2 separate regions of the Mus musculus genome follow, and region 2 is linked to region 1. Evidence: chromatin loops called from intact Hi-C (ENCODE). Cell type or tissue: gastrocnemius. All regions are shown on one strand.

Region 1 (8,000 bases):
CTTTTGAGACAATGTCTCCTTGCTGTCCTGGAACTTGCTCTGTAAACCAGGCTGGCCTGAGAGAGTCTCATGCTCCTATCTCCTGAGTGCCAGGAATTAAAGCATAGATCACTATGCTTGGCAGGTGGAGACGACTCTTTTGAGAAACCGGACTATGAAATGAGGAACAGAGCAGTAGCAGGAAGGATATGTGGAGAAAGAAGAGAATATGAATTTTCCAGCTTGTTTGCAAAGGAGAGCGATTTGCAAGGTTGCGGTGGCCTGAAGACTCTTGACGTTCTCCTTTATATAAGGCAAACATTTTCAGGTTCATATTGGTTTTTCAAGACAGGGCCTCTCTATATAGCTCTGACTATCCTGGAACTGGATCTGTGTAGACCAGGCCGGCCTCAAACTTAATTTGTATGCCTCCTCAGTGCTGGGATTAAAGGCCTATGTATAATGATGTGTATACGTCTGTATGTCACATGACTGCAGTGTCCATAGGGCCCAGGGCATGGAATCTCCCTGCAGCTGGAATTACAGGCAGTTGTACGCTGCCAGACATGGGCGCTGGGCGCTACACTCAGTTTCTCTGTAAGAGCAGTGCGCACTCGGAACTGCCCAGCCCGGCCTGCCTATCACTGGCCTCGCCACTCTTTCCACTTCACTCGTTATATTTTTTACTAATTTACCTCTCAACCATCAGATGTCCATCCAATACGCAAAGCCCCTCACTTTATCTCACTTCATTCCCTAAAACAATGGTCAGATCTGTACCTGGAGACAGTCTGCTTGTGATAAGGGCAAAGGGGACTCAATGCACTGTAGTGGCTCTGGTCTAGCTTGTCGGCAGTCACTCTGCCGCCTTGCTGAGGTCTCGGGGTATGTGACTCCTGCAGGATTTCATGATAACGAGGTGCATGAGCTATACGCCCTTGAGTAACTAGAACTCGAGGACCTTTGGATGTACCTGGTCCTTGCGAATGGGCATAGAGCAGACGCTCTACTTCTGCCGCAGTTTCTTGGACAGCCGGGAAGACAAGGTCTTTCAGAGCATGTAGGAGGGGGCATAGAGATGGTGTTTGAGGTTTATGCTGCGGTCCGAAGTCACCAAGGGATGGAACTGCCTACAATCTGGGTCCTGGCGGAACCACTACTACCCACCGGTTCCGGTTCCGGTGGCGTGCATTGCAGGCCCGGAAATGACATTTCTTGTAGCTCAAGCACAGAAGGGACGCGAGTCTGCGCTTCCTGCCTCAGGAAAGCAGAACAGCGCCCCCTGCGGCTGGAGTTGAGTCTCGGCATGTTCTCTCCGTGTAGCGGAGTAGGCAGGACCTCAGGCTGGAGCCCCTAATGGAACCGCTTTGTAGGGCCTGAAACAGAAGCTCATCGATGCTTCTCTGGCTTCAGTTTCTGGTTTTGTGTCGGGGACCGAACCCAGGGCTTTGGGACCCTTTCTAGCTTGGCTTGGTGTCTCATTCCTACTATTCCAGTACTGGGGAGGTGGAGAGCCCAGAGGATCAAAAGTTAAGAGCTGGCCTGGAGTGTATGAGACCCTTTCTCATAAATCAGCCAACCAACCAAGATATATCTGTTGGGTACTTCGACAGGCATTAGCCGGCTCGGATACCACTGAGGATGGACTCTGTCCAAATCTGCTTGGCCTCCCACCTCCTGCTTCCTTGATGACACACCCATTTTAAGATAGAGAAGCACTGCAAATTGCCCCTCTTTAAAATGTAAAATTTCAAAGGAAAGGGAGGATGCCCAGTAAACTAGGCTAAAAGCCCACCTTGCTTGCCATGACACCTCGGGCATTATTCCCAGAAGACAGCTCTTCCCTCACCCATTTACCCCACACCCGCACAAGCTGCTCTGAGACCTCCGTTGCCCAGCCTGCAACCTTTTCTTGGCCTTTTCTTACATCTCTCCTCCCGGCTGCCACAGCTGAGATTTACAGCCCACAAGATGGTTCTCAACTTCTTTTTGAGTCCATTTTAACAAAAATTATTTTTATCAAGACGAAGACCCACCTCCTATTTCCCAGCAACCCTTTTATCACTGAGCCACATGCAGCCCCAGTTCCTTGATGATGTCTTTTTAGTTTCTCTCCATTCCCAAACACCTCACCCCCAAACTTCACCCCCCCTTTCCCACCACAAAGGAGTCTGTAGAAATTACATGGGTTTCAAATGGAAAAAGAAAAAGAAAAAGAAAAAGAAAGAAAAATGAAAAAGGAAAGAAAAGGACATGACTGCTCCCAGGAACAGTGAAGGAGAAAGTTTATTGTAGATAAAAGGGAGACATAGCCAGAGGCGGACATAGCTGGAAGAGTCCAGGCTAGAACTGACCCTGAACCATGGGAAGATGGAAAGGGGAAGAGGAAGGGAGAGAGAGGAACCAAGTGCAGCAGTCGGGAGGCCAAAGGTACAAAAAGGAAGGGTGGGTAACCAGAATGTCTGGATTATATAGGGAAGAGTCTCTGGGGGGAAGCAGCACAGCTTGATTTCAGGGTAGAGGGCAGGGCTTGCCAGCCATACCATGTAAAGCATCCTGAGGGGTGCTGGGAGAACCTGGAGGCCAGGTGCACTGTAATATGTTAAGTAGGTACCTCAGTCAGGGTTTAAACTTAACAGATATATACTGCACAGTTGCTCTCAGCATCCTGGTCACAGAACCTCCATCTATGGCTATTCAAGTCCATTCCATCATAATGTTCACTTGGCATATATATGTATATGTATATCCTATGCATGTCCTCCTGCATAATCATATCTAGATATAGCAACTAGTACACTGTAAAGGCTGTATGAGTTTTGATACTGTATTGCTTAGGACATGAAAAGAAAAAAAAATCTGTACATATTCAGTATAGATGAACTTTTAAAAAAATCTAAATATTTTCTACTTGTGTCTAGTTTAATTTGGGTGAACCCTACCCATGTGACAGGCTGATTGTAATTGTCCAAATTCTTTAAACACCATGACACACCTTTCAAAAGCCATCTGACTGGCTTCTTCAGAATTACTAAGAAGTTCTATATGCAGAAATTTGGGTCCTATTGCATACAATTCTATAAAAACACATGGTGGAAGGTCAGGGTTATATCTGCATTACTTTAAATTAAATTAAAATGTAATTTATTGATGCTAGAGATTGAACTTATAACAACATATTAAACACATACCTTACCACTAACTTACACTTCCTGATCCCTCAAATCTGAACTTTTAAAAAAGTGTTCTCTCACCTTCCAAGAATTTTAGGGAGAACCAATGTTCTCCCTAAATGTCCCCCCGCCCCCAACCCCTCCGTTGTTTGTTTAGCCCTTGCTTGGCTCATAAAGCCATACCTGGTCCCAAGTGTGTCTTTCTTGCTGGACATGGGAACTGTCAGTTTTATAGTCCTAACTCTCTGATCTGTAGAGTAGGTATAATCTCAGTAGGTTGTCGTGAGAATTAAATGGGTTTCCTAGAGTGTTCAGGACAGCATCTGGCACAAAGCAGTTCTAATCAATCTTCCTAAGAAAATCAGATGTGTGGGCTGGCTCACTCCAGGATAGTCCAAAAGTCAGCCTTTGCATCTACCGTACGTACTCTTCACATTTAGGCTTTTATGCTGAGGACTGGCTCTCAGCGCTCAGACTCCTAAAATTAATCACAATTATGTAAACCCTTAGCTTTGTTTGATGGAAATAGGTGCGATGCGCCACGATGGGAGACAGTGTGAAGTGTGCTTTCTCTACCGTTTATTTCTATTTTTTGTATTATACCTTTTTTTTTTTTTTTAAACCGAGTGAGAGCTTTGGGGAAGAGCCAGCTCACCGTCTTGAGTCCATGGCCGCCCACCCCCCCCCCCCCCCCCACCTCTGGGTCCTTGCCTTCCCCTCCTCAGCCTTGCACCGGAGCTCTGCTCTTCTGTTGGAAGATTGCTGGTAGCGCGGGCGCCACCTGCAGGTTCGTCAGATTGAGACACGCTGCGCATCCTCTGGGAGTGAAGTCTTGGTCCTTCCTGGGTTTGCCTGAGCTGTGAAGGAGGCACCTGTCCTGAGCACTGTAGTAGTGAGGAGGGAGGGAAAGGGCCTGTGGTTTCTGCTGTTTTCATCTTAGGAACCCAAGTGATATTCTGTGCAAAGTATTATTCGTTCGTCGTCTCTAGCCCTGCCACTCATCCATTCATGGTGCATGGACTGAAAACCTACTTTGTGCCAGATTCTAGATACAAGGTTGTAATGTTTCCTTAACAAATGGAGACCTTTAGATATAGAAAAGATGTCTTGCCCAAAGCCATCTTCACACTGGTCCTGTACATAGTCCTAGTTTATCAGAGTTGGTAAGATGGAAGATAAATTGTCCAAAGCCAGTCTTACTGGAGCTCTGAGGACTGCAGGGGCCGGTTTAGTACTTTATTCTAGACGCCTCTGCAACCTGTGTTGGAGATTTTTGGAGGAAGGCTCCACCTGGACAAAGTGTCCTACTGTGGTTAAAGAGACCATGGCAACTGGAGTACCACCCACTGTCAGTGTGTCCAGGTCAGAAGGGCTCGGGAAAGGCTGCTATCGGCTGCCTCTACTGTGATTAAAGTTGTACCACGGGGCCTACCATCAGTCACTCTCTCTGTTTCTATGGAGACTTGGGGGCAGGTGCCAGCATGACTGTGCCCAGCAGGGTCACAGTTGTCCTCACAGCAGAGCTTCATGGGAGTGAGTTCATCCATTCTCTGGCTCCCTTATTTTGCCTCCTCTACTGTACATTCAGATCTGTCCCTGCTGCTGGTTTCCTCCAATGTTCAATCAAGTAGTGATTATTCGGCATCTCCACAAAGCTGGCACAGAGCTTTGATAGGAGACGTGGAAGCATTCTGACTCTGTAATGTTCCCACTTTCTTATAGGATGGCTTAACGCAATGGTTCTCAACCTGTGGGTCGCGACCCCAATGGCAACTCTGCTTCTGAAAGCACTTACAATTTATAACAGTAAGATTACAATTATGAAGTAGCAACAAAAACAATTTTATGGTTGGAGGTCACTACCACATGAGAACTGTAAGAAAAGAGACAAAAGGCCCTCTTGCTCTGACTCTCCTCCGTTTTGGCTTTCTGTTTTGACATTGCTCAGATGACGTTAGGGCTGAGGAACAACCACCAACCGCCCCCCCGCCCCCCCCCCCCCCGCCCCGTGCTTCCTCAGAACCCGGTAGTCAGGCCGATCTGGGTTGGAATTTCAACTTTACCACCTGCTAGCTGTGTGGCCAGGGTGTGATTACGCCTCTGTTTCTTCCTGGCATGCCGAGAATGCCAAGTCCTCCCAGTGATGGGTTGGAATGAAATGCATGACCTCACCAGCAAAGAACTGGCAGGGAGCAGCTGCGGGGAGGAAAAGGGGTCTTCGGAGAATGCCCTCCCTCATGAGTTCCCATTCACATTCGCACGATACCATGTCTATCTTCAGATAACGAACCTTCGAGAAGCATGCACCAGGTTGCTTTGTGCTGGGGGTGGGGGGAGGCCTGTAACACCGAGCTACACCTCGAGCCCGAAAACAAGTTTTAAAATAATTTTTTAAAGATAAATTTTATTTATTATTATATGGGAGGGTGATCAAGCGTCATGGCACACATACGGAAGCACACACATACTCTCTCCTTCCAACTTTACATGGGTTCTGGGATTGAACTCAGGTCATCGTATACACCAGCTATCTCACTGGCCCTTAAATATTTTTCATTTCTGTATTTACTTGTGTGTATATACATTCATACATTATATACCATGGCAACGAGGGGGCTAATTCTTCCATCATGTGGGTCATCAGGACTGGTAGCTGTAGTGACAATTTTGGTTTCTTTAAGAACACAAAAATAAAAGAACGTGCTTTCACTTTAATCTCAGCTGGGGGATGTGGGATGCGAGGCTGCTTCTGACTGTCCGAAGCAGCTATGATTTGCCTCGTGCTCTAGCAGAGGCACGGTTTTGCTGGCTGCAAATGGTTTCGGCGATTGTGTGATATTTAGAATTCTGGGAACTTTTCAGAAGGTGTATAAATGCCAGGGCCCCAAGAGGCAGTGCAGGTGGTTGGTGGTTGTACAGGAGTGGGGTGTGGGGGGTTGGCTGCACTTTGTTAGTAGTCCTGCTTAAAGGAGGAACAAGAAAAAAATAGATTGAGATCTCTCTTTGTCTCCCCCTGCTATCCTTTCCTATGTAGTGATAGCAGGGGAAACTGGGGGGATAAAGGGTGGGGAAAAGAACCCACAAAGTAGCAAAGACGGCTACAGTAGCAAGTTCCTTTCCCTGATGAGCCATCCCCTCCACCCCCAAATTTTTCTCTTAAAAAAGGCTTTAGACCTCTAATGGCCTGTCATTGTTTCTAGTAAATAAAAGCAACTTACCGTGACTGACCTCCCCTCTTCCTCCTTCCTCTGAGTCCTGTTACACTTCCCTTCTTCCCAGGTTTCCTCCATGATGACACCCATCTCGCCTAGCACTTGAACCTCTCCCTGGGATGCCCCTTCACCACTGCCTCTTAGAAGCACTGCAGCCCAGGGCCCCTGGCTAGGATTCAGTCTTCCATGTTCTATGTCAACTTCAAATACATTTGTCAGTTCATGGATCCAGTTCCAAGGAGCATCCACGGAGAAAGTCCCTTGGTGGTCTGTGTTCCAGACAGGTGGCATCCCAGGGTAGATCTCTCAAAATTTCTGGAAACGCTACTGCTTGAGGACAAACGGGAAATGGTTCTTTTGTTTTTAGCAAACACTTTAGTAAAACTAGTGTTCTATGGGTGAACGGACTGCCAGCCTGGGTGCCTCACCCGTGGCTCAGTCACATCAGGCTCCCCTCCTCCCAGGGTGATCTCCCCCTAAGGTACCCATAGTTAAACTTGATTAGAAGAAATCCTCTCTCTAGAAGCTTCCACAACTCTCTACATATATAATCTGACTGGGATAAAGCCAACTAGGCTCTTCAAGGTCAATGGTTTGTAACCATATCCTGCAAGATTTTCTTGGTTCTCGGCAGACCTTCTCTCCTCCCCCTCCTCCTGCTCCTCCTGCTCGTCCTCCCTTTACAGGGCTTCTCTCTGTAGACCAGGTTGTCTTTGAACTCACATAGATCCTCTTGCCTCTGCCTCCTGAGTACTGGGATTAAAGGCATGTGCCACCACACCTGGCTTTATTATTCTTGTTTTTCTTGACAGGTTTTCTCTGCTTTGTCCTGGAACTCACTCTGTAGATCAGGCTGACCTTGAACTCAAAGAGATCTGCCTGGCTAAGCCTCCTATGAGCTTAAGGCAGATCAAAGGCGTGTGCCATCACCTGGCTCTCTTCAGCACTGTCAACCGCTGTTCTTTCTGTAGAATTAAATTTCACTCTCACTCCCACCCTAGACTCTGGGCTACCCAGCCACCATCAAGGCAGAGTCACAGCAATATTTCTGAAAAGCAGCCTTTTAATATCTAATTGAACCCAGTGAGTGGGAAAGAATCAAAACATATGTCCCCTTAAGAATACCTTTACAAGAACAACAGGCCAGAGGCGTCTCTTCCATGGGAAACTGGCATACCGTGTCCTCACAAAAGTGGGATTTCAACTCATACGCATGCCACATAGTTCCCGTCCCATCCCACCCTGCCCAACCCTCCACAGGTGACAGATTCACACACCAAAGGGACTGGTTTCTTAAACTGTGGAACAGAATGTTTAAAAGAAGATAAGAAATCTAGCCAAGTGGCCAGGGGCAGTTTACATACACAATAAGAATCAACTCATATAAAAAGGGAAGTTTTGCTAATTGGAATCAGAGGAAAAATTACAAATGGCAGAGAATCCAGCTACCCATAAGAGACTATTTAAGAAAAACAAAACCAAAACCAAACAAAAACAAAAAACCCCAAAACTTCCTACTGCAGGTACCCCTTCATTACAAAAGTATGCAAACCATCTCAATATAAATGAAGCCCAGGCCCGCGGCTCTCTCTGGACTTGAGAACATAGCTAAAATTCTCTGCATGGAATTCATACC
Region 2 (8,000 bases), 57 kb before region 1:
GTTTTATTCTTGTAGTGTTTCAAATCCCTCAGTGAGCAGCAAGTCTGTAATAGAGAAGGTGACAGGTTCATCAGGAAGAGCAAGCAGCAGCAAACCCTCAGACACACTATTATACTCAAGGCACATGGAGACATCCAACAAGTGTTTGCCTGTAGTGGTGACACACACCCAATAGTCAGGCAGTTAGATCACAGAGTGAGTTCCAGGACAGCCAGGGCTACAAAGAGAAACCCTTTCTGGAAAAAACTAAAAGATGAGCAAGCTCAGCAAAGTACTAAGACAATGGCCTTTAAGCCCAACACCAAGAAGAGAGAGGCAGGTGGACTTTGTGAGTTCAAGGGCAAGCACTGTTACATTACACAGATCCTATCTGAAGAAAGAAATTTAATTGAAAACACAAGTCTCTAACACAAGATATCACATCAGTGTTGGTGTTGAAAGGACAAAATAGTTAAACATGGTGTTTCATGCTTTTAATCACAGCACCTGAGAGGCGGAGGCAGGACTACTGGGACCTCAAGGCCAATTTCAACTATATAGAACACACGCCTAGCCTGAGATAGTCTCAAAAAAGGCAGATGGAAAGAAGAATTGGATAAACTGGAACTGGTAAATCAACAGCAGCTTAGAAAACTGCTTACAGAGTGACTTCAGATACAGAGTTTGGGAAGAAAAGTCATAAACTTGGTGGAAAGCAGACAAGATGTGGCTAGTGATAGAACAGAACAGCATTAGAGACATGAAGTAACACTGAAGTCCTCTGCAAATCTATCTCCTAGTCTACTTTGTCCCAAAAGAATGACTCAAACTAAACCAGCAAGAATGATTTTACACTCTGGCAAGATGGCTCAGTGAATAAGGCACTTGCTACCAAGCCTGACAATCTTGAAGTATAATCCATAGGACCCACACAATGGAAAGAGGAGGATAAGCTGGTGTCTGAGCTTCTTGTGCACACTGTAGCACATGTGACCTGTACACACAAACAAATTCAATACAGTTTTTTTGGAAAAAGGATTTGTGACCCCCCCAACCAAAAGGGACCTTGCTATAAAAAAAAAAAATCATCACAAACCAGATGTAGCATGGTGGCATATACCTTTAACTCAAGTACTTGGGAGGCAGCGGCAGGCAGATCTCTCTGAGTTCAAGGCCAGCATAGTCTACATAGACTAGTGTTCCTGGACAACCAGGGCTATGAAGAGAGACCCTGTAACAACAACAACAACAACAACACCCAATTATCACAAACCAGTAAAATGCAAGGCTCTTTCAAGCATGGTAGTGTACACCTATAATCCCCTACTGGAATGGGAGATGTAGAAGGATCAGGAATTCAAGGTCATATTACTGGATACATAATTTGAGTTAAACCTGGCCAACAGGAGACACTATCTCAAAAAATATAAACAAACAAACATCACACAACAAAAGTTGTAGGCCAGGCCGGGCGTGGTGGCGCACGCCTTTAATCCCAGCACTCGGGAGGCAGAGGCAGGCGGATTTCTCAGTTCGAGGCCAGCCTGGTCTACAAAGTGAGTTCCAGGACAGCCAGGGCTATACAGAGAAACCCTGTCTCGAAAAACCAAAAAGTTGTAGGCCAGTTCAAAGCCAGCCTGGAATATATACCAAAAAGAAAGTCTCAGAAATGGGGTGGGGGTGGGGTGCCTATAAAACAAACAGGACTATATTAATATATACCAATAGCTACTTTAAACAGTTTCAAAACATCTACATGGATATTGTGCCCTATGTTCTTCCAATGAAACTTTCTCAAGGTAGGAGATATATATACAATAGACTATTGATCCAATACTATCTGAAGTGTGTGTTTACATTCTCTACAATTTCCTCTGCAAAAACTTCAAACTCAAGACAGTATTTTTAAAAACAGGTTAACAATGACCATGGACTACTAATAAACACACCTTACTCTTATAAAGTTTCATTGGTTTTCTATCCTATCTTATCAGTCATCACCACACAAACTGCAGAGGTGAACAGCCACCACAGAGGTTATTCAATATTTACTATTTAATCCTACACTGGGAAAAGTTCAACTACTCCTGTCCTGGTATGATTAGAACAACTAAGCACTATGGCTCACTGTGACTCCAGGAATTCATGAAGCTGAAGCAGGAAGATCATGAAGTTCAAAGTCAACCTGGGCAACACTGCAAGGCCCCACCTCACAGAACCAAACAAAATAGTGTGATAGATTTATGACCAGCCAATATGTTTACCTTAAAATGAGACACTACTATATGTAGTAAAAGTCAGTGAAGCCTTTGCCAAAACAGCCAGGTACAAACCTAACTGGAAATAAGCCTATACTAATGACTCTCAAAATCCTATCATCAGTCTTGACTAAAAATTAAGTTTTAAAAGCTAACAGTGAATTCAGTTTACTATTTTAAGAACCACTACACTGCCAAGTGTGGTGATTCACACCTTTGATCCCAGCACTTAGGAGGAAAAGGCAGGCAGATATCTGTGGGTTCAAGGCCAGACTAGACTTCACAATCAGTTCCAGGACAGGAGGGGGACAGCACAAAAAATAAAAACTACTACACTACACTACGACAATTAAATAGAATGTCTCCGTATTCCCATTATCCAATGGATTTATTTAGTCACCACCACCAAGGACCTTAATCAGTTACCCTTTTACGCCAGAACTTACACCAATTAGGTTATTTTCTTCATCAAAGTTTGTTTTTCAGTTTGTTATACAACATACAAAGTGTCAAGGTGAGTGGAGAACCCAATATTGCTCTGGAAGTATCTATTTTTCTATTCTTACTATACTAGAAATTCCTGAGCCCAGTGATACTTAACTGTAGTCCCAGCAGGAAAGAAATGCTTGAGGACCAGGAATTCAAAACCAACTGGACTACAAAGTAAAACGCTGACTCCATAACAACATTTTGTAAACCCCAAATTATATTAAGCATATAAAAGAATTTTAGCCAAAAATAATCTCTAGTGTATTATATTTGCCATTCTTTTTTTTTAAGATTTGTTTATTTATTTATTACATGTAAGTACACTGTAGCTGTCCTCAGACACTCCAGAAGAGGGAGTCAGATCTCGTTATGGATGGTTGTGAGCCACTCCTGACCTTCTGAAGAGCAGTCGGGTGCTCTTACCCACTGAGCCATCTCACCAGCCCTTATATTTGCCATTCTTAAAAAATTACTAGCCAGGCGGTGGTGGCGCACGCCTTTAATTCCAGCACTCGGGAGGCAGAGGCAGGCAGATTTCTGAGTTCGAGGCCAGCCTGGTCTACAGAGTGAGTTCCAGGACAGCCAGGGCTATAAAGAGAAACCCTGTCTCAAAAAACCAAACCAAAACAAAACAAAAAGAAATTACTTCATGGGGCTGGAGAGATGGCTCAGCGGTTAAGAGCACTGACTGCTCTTCAGAAGGTCCTAAGTTCAATTCCCAGCAACCACATGGCTGCTCACCATCCATAATGAGATCTGATGCCCTCTTCTGGCGTGTCTGAAGACAGCTACAGTGTACTCATATAAAAAACAAAACAAAAAAATCTTGAAAAAAATTAGTACATAAGCAATGAAAACCAACTTTGACTAAGTGTTCTGGGTATCATGAAAACCTTTGCTTGGTTCTAACTTCAGACCTACCTTTTATAACTGATTGTAGTAATAGGACAGATTTGGACTTAGCAATACAACATTAAGTGATAGGTAATATTTTATTTACTATAAAAATTATATATAGCCGGGGGGGGGGTGGCCCACACCTTTCACCCTAGCACTTGAGAAGGCAGAGGGAAATGGATCTTTTTGAGTTCCAGGTCAGCCTGGTCTACGGGTTAAGTTCCAGGACAGCTAGAGCTATGTAGAGAAATGCTGCCTGAGAAACAAACAAAAAATAAAAATAAAAATTATATCTAATTAAAAAAATATATATCAAATAACCCGGGATTATATTTTTACCAAGTTTTAACAAAACTGAGGGTCAGTCACATAAAACCAATAAAAGTTGATGAAAATTTATTTACTATTTGTTAATATTCTTCAGCTGAACTCTTGAAGAGCTGCCTAGGGTGATATATCTATGATGTATTCCTACTCCTAAGTACTTCACCAAAGATGTATCAATAGCCTACTACCTTTGACAACATGAGGTCACAGGTTATAAACTCATCTTAAAAGCTTTAAAAAGCATTTAACAAGGCTAATATGGTGCCAAAACAATTCCAATTTTGTATCCACATTTCCCCATTTGGAGTATCTCTCAGCTTTTTTAAACTAGGCAACACTGAAAAATATTTTAAAGTAGAATTAAAGTGACAATCATTTTACCATAGGTCACAAAATTTACAAAAAATTCCTATTTCTGCTTTTGAAAAAATAAGTCAGACCTTCATTCTTTTTCTCATTTGCTGATACTGGATAGACAAAAGTCTAAAGACTCATCAGACCTAAATACTTTTCTCAAGGCTGTTTTCTCATTAAGTATGTTAGCTTCCAATTTATGTGAGCAAGGGAGGCAAATTAAGACTTGAAACACAAGGGCCTGATCTTTGGAAGATATCCACGTTTTTTTTTTTGTTTTTGTTTTTGTTTTTTTTGGGGGGGGGGTGGATAGAAACGCCGCTCACTCAATTTTGTCTGCTTTTCCAGTCCCAATTTTCTCTTTGCAATACCCAGAAAAGCAGAAGTTCCTCTGAATGCCTGCCTCTACACGGGAGACCTGGTACAGAAACACACCCCTAACTACAGAAATACCTCCTTAAGGTAGTCTTAAGATTCAGGCCTGCTCAGAAGTAGCAAAACGGTTTGTTTTCTTGGGTTAAAGGTGGGCGATTAAAGGGTTTGGTGGCAGGATCTACCAAGCAGCGGAGAGCCGACCAAGAAGGAGACGCCAGAGACCAAGCTTCATCTAGACCCAGGAACCGCCCCCTGGGAGGCTAGACTGCCCTCGCTACTTCCCTGGCCGCCTCCACTCGGGAGCGGCTGAGCCGGGTCAGGCTCCTCCGGGCATCTTCCGGGTCCCTCCGGGACTCTAGCCCACACCCAGCCCGCCCGGCCCGCGCCCCGCTCGGCTCGGCTCCTCGCCCTTTGCCCCGTCTCCGCCCCGCTCAGTGACAACCCCCGTCCCCAGGCCCGTCCCCTCCCATCTAATATGGCCGCCCTGTCGGACCAACCCCCAGCACAGCCTAACTTACTGGGGGGGAGGGGGGGCGCGGCACCGCCTCCCTGCGCCCATTGGCGCCACGGACCCCGTCTGCCTCCTCCATTGGACAGCACCGGCCGCCACTCGACAGCGAGGGCTCCGCCTCCGGGCTTTTCAAGCTGCTTAGAGAGGACATATAAACAAATCCCGAGAGGGAGGCCCCAGTCCCGCAGCCTCCGGGGAGGGGCCGGGGGGAACAGCAGCCCCACGACGCCCCTGCCCAGAGTTCTCCCGGTCCGCTCCTCCGTCCGGAGCCTTCTGAACACTAGCTGTGCCGGTCTCCCTCACACGCCCCTCTCCTCTCCTCTCCTCCCTCCCGGCCCCTCCCACCCGCTCGCCGCTCTGACAGGCCGGCTGCCGGCAGTCGCGATCCCTGGTTCCCGGGAGCGCAAAGGGCACGGCCCTAACGGGGTCGCCCGCCGGCGCGCGCCCGCCCTTTATATAACCGTCGGCCGCGGGGGCAGCCCGATTCGGCTCGCATCGGCGACCCCGTTCCGCGCGCCCTCGGCCCGGCGGCCCCCGCCCCGCTCTCCCGGAGCCGGGCACCCGCGCCTCTCACCCGCGGTTCTCTGCCGCTGCATCCCGCCCGCCCGTGCGACCGCTCGGCATTCACCTGAGGCTGAAGGCGGTTCAGGCACTGGATCCGGCCGCGCTTACGCGGCCGCGGGCCGTCTCCATGCTGCCTCGGTTTGTTTTGTTTATGTCCTTCCTGACGGGTTCCCGGAAATCGCGTGACTCGCCCCCCTCACGTGGGCCGCGGCGAGGAGGAGGAGGGAGGCGGGGGCCCGCCGCCCCAGGCCAATCGCGAGGCGCCCTGAAGTCTGGCCAATCAGAGGCTCGGCCGGGCTAGCGCCCGTCACGTGACACCAGAGGGGCGGGTTGCTGGGGAAAACCAGGAAGAGAGGGCGGAGCGGGGGCTAGTAGGCTGCTGCTGAGCGTGGGCGTGGGCCGCTGGGGATAGCGAGCAGTAAGCTCGCGTTCGTGCGTGATGTTCTTTTCAGAGGCTTCCATATTCAGTCTGTAGCCTCAGAACTAAGATGAAGGCCAAGGAGTCCAAATGCCCACTTTACAGTTTAACTGAACCACGGGGGATTACAGGAATATTAATTAGTAGGGGGCTGCATCGACATTCTGTTTAGTAAATGACGTTCCTGTTCCCCGATTGAATTGGCCTTCAGTTGTTTGTTCATTCATCAACTCATATTTATTGAGTCTGGATCCCCAGACCCTGAGTCGGCTGCATACATCTTTGGGATAGGACCTGTATTCAGCTGTAGAAACTGCTACTAGATGCTTTATGGACAAGACTGTCTAACCTGTGATAATGTGATGATTTACGCCTCTTAATCCTGTTGATATTTTATCGGATGTGTAGTTTGTGGTAGGTTCATTATCCCAAATAGTTCTCCGAACAGACACATACGATAAGAGAACTATTTAAAAAAAATACAAAAACAAACCTCAGGAGAATTATTGTTCAAGGAAACAACCTACCTAATTATAGCAGCCTGTGTTTCCAGAAATCTCTTTAGACTCTGGACCCTCCTGTCTTAGTCTTCTGGGTGCAGGGTTACTGGTCTGCACCCGCACACACATATGGACACAGAAAAACATACTTTCTTAAGCATAGGAAAAGAAGACTAAAGGACAGAGAAACCTCATCAGATTCCCTTCAAATAACAGTTTTCCCTTGGGAGTACTCGGGGTTTCAAAGCAGGCGAGGATGTAGGAAGGGGGTATTGTGATTGACCCCTGTGATCTCAGCACTGGAGATAAGGAAGCAGGAAGATTGAAGTGTGTTCTTAGCTACACTGAATTGCATGCCCGGATAAGACCAAGTCTCAAAGTAACCTTCCGCTCCCCGCCAAATTAAGACTCCCCCTCCCCCATGCACAAAGACTCAGGCAAGTGGTAGATCAGTGGTTCTCAACCTTCCTAAAGTTCCTTATGTTGTGGTGACCCCAACCATAAAATTATTTTCATTGCTACTTCAAAACAATAATTCGGCTACTGTTATAAATCGTAATATAATGTGTTTTCTGATAGGCTTAGACTACCCCTGTGAAAGGGTCATTGGACCTCCAAAGGGGTCACAATCCACAGGTTGAGAACCATTGTGGTAGCGTCTCACTATCACCATCATGGTCTGGGATGAGAGGTGATGACATACACCTGTGACTTCAGCACTGGGGAGCCTGAGGCAGGTGTGTCTCTGTTCAGGGTGAGTGTGAACTACATTGTAATTTGCTCCCTGGTTCAAAAGCAAGCAACCATGGATTTGGGGATAAAAAGTCTGCCTAGATCATAATCCTGACAAAGGTGGGGTGGGACTAGCAATGTCTCTTGTCCTATGTTCTCCATGCCAAGCACATTAAATAGCCAGTCACTATGTTACAGGCTTAATAGTAACCTGGATTGGAATCCTTGCTTTACCACATGTGAACCAGGAAGCTAAATTTCTACCTTTGTAAAAATGGGATTGGTGTAAGAACTGGGTGAAATAATTTACATAGGGTTGGTAAGATGGCTTAGTGGGTACAGCACTTATCACACAAATGTGAGGACCTGAATTTGAATCTCCAAAACCTATGTGAAAGCCGGACGTGTATCAGGAACATCTGTAATCGCAGCACTCCTTCATGGAGATGGGAGTTTGAGACAAGAGAACCCCAGAAACTCACAGGCCAGCCAGCCTGGCACACAGTGATGATGAGACCCTATCTAAAACGGTGTGGACAATGGAACATGTGTACATGCCTACATTCATACACAGGAGTTAAATTTAAGCAAACACA

Evidence for each region. Hi-C counts contacts between places; a loop is a spot of excess contacts. Peaks named below come from ENCODE experiments on the same cell type or tissue, not always from the same donor. Only the 100,000 strongest peaks of a DNase experiment are listed, where the experiment ranks them.
Region 2: a loop joins it to region 1, with 6 times the contacts of the local background. A loop is called at or near these places in 12 of 42 quality-filtered maps.

Annotation. Positions count from the first base shown.
Region 1 is chr17:26,656,344-26,664,343 of GRCm38, reverse strand. It overlaps Ergic1 (endoplasmic reticulum-golgi intermediate compartment (ERGIC) 1), which reads right to left. Exons shown (of 10, transcript NM_026170.3): 10 at 7,410-8,000. Among named protein-coding and RNA genes, the nearest start is that of Atp6v0e, 16 kb to the left of the region's middle. In gastrocnemius, CTCF peaks have their summits at 1,259 and 3,950 (motif pointing left); DNase peaks (open chromatin) are centred at 1,245 and 3,928; H3K4me3 peaks cover 1,591 bases; H3K27ac peaks cover 1,774 bases.
Region 2 is chr17:26,713,593-26,721,592 of GRCm38, reverse strand. It overlaps Crebrf (CREB3 regulatory factor), which reads right to left and starts at 5,943. Exons shown (of 9, transcript NM_029870.2): 1 at 5,819-5,943. In gastrocnemius, a CTCF peak has its summit at 3,505 (motif pointing left); DNase peaks (open chromatin) are centred at 5,252 and 6,030; H3K4me3 peaks cover 2,595 bases; H3K27ac peaks cover 2,655 bases.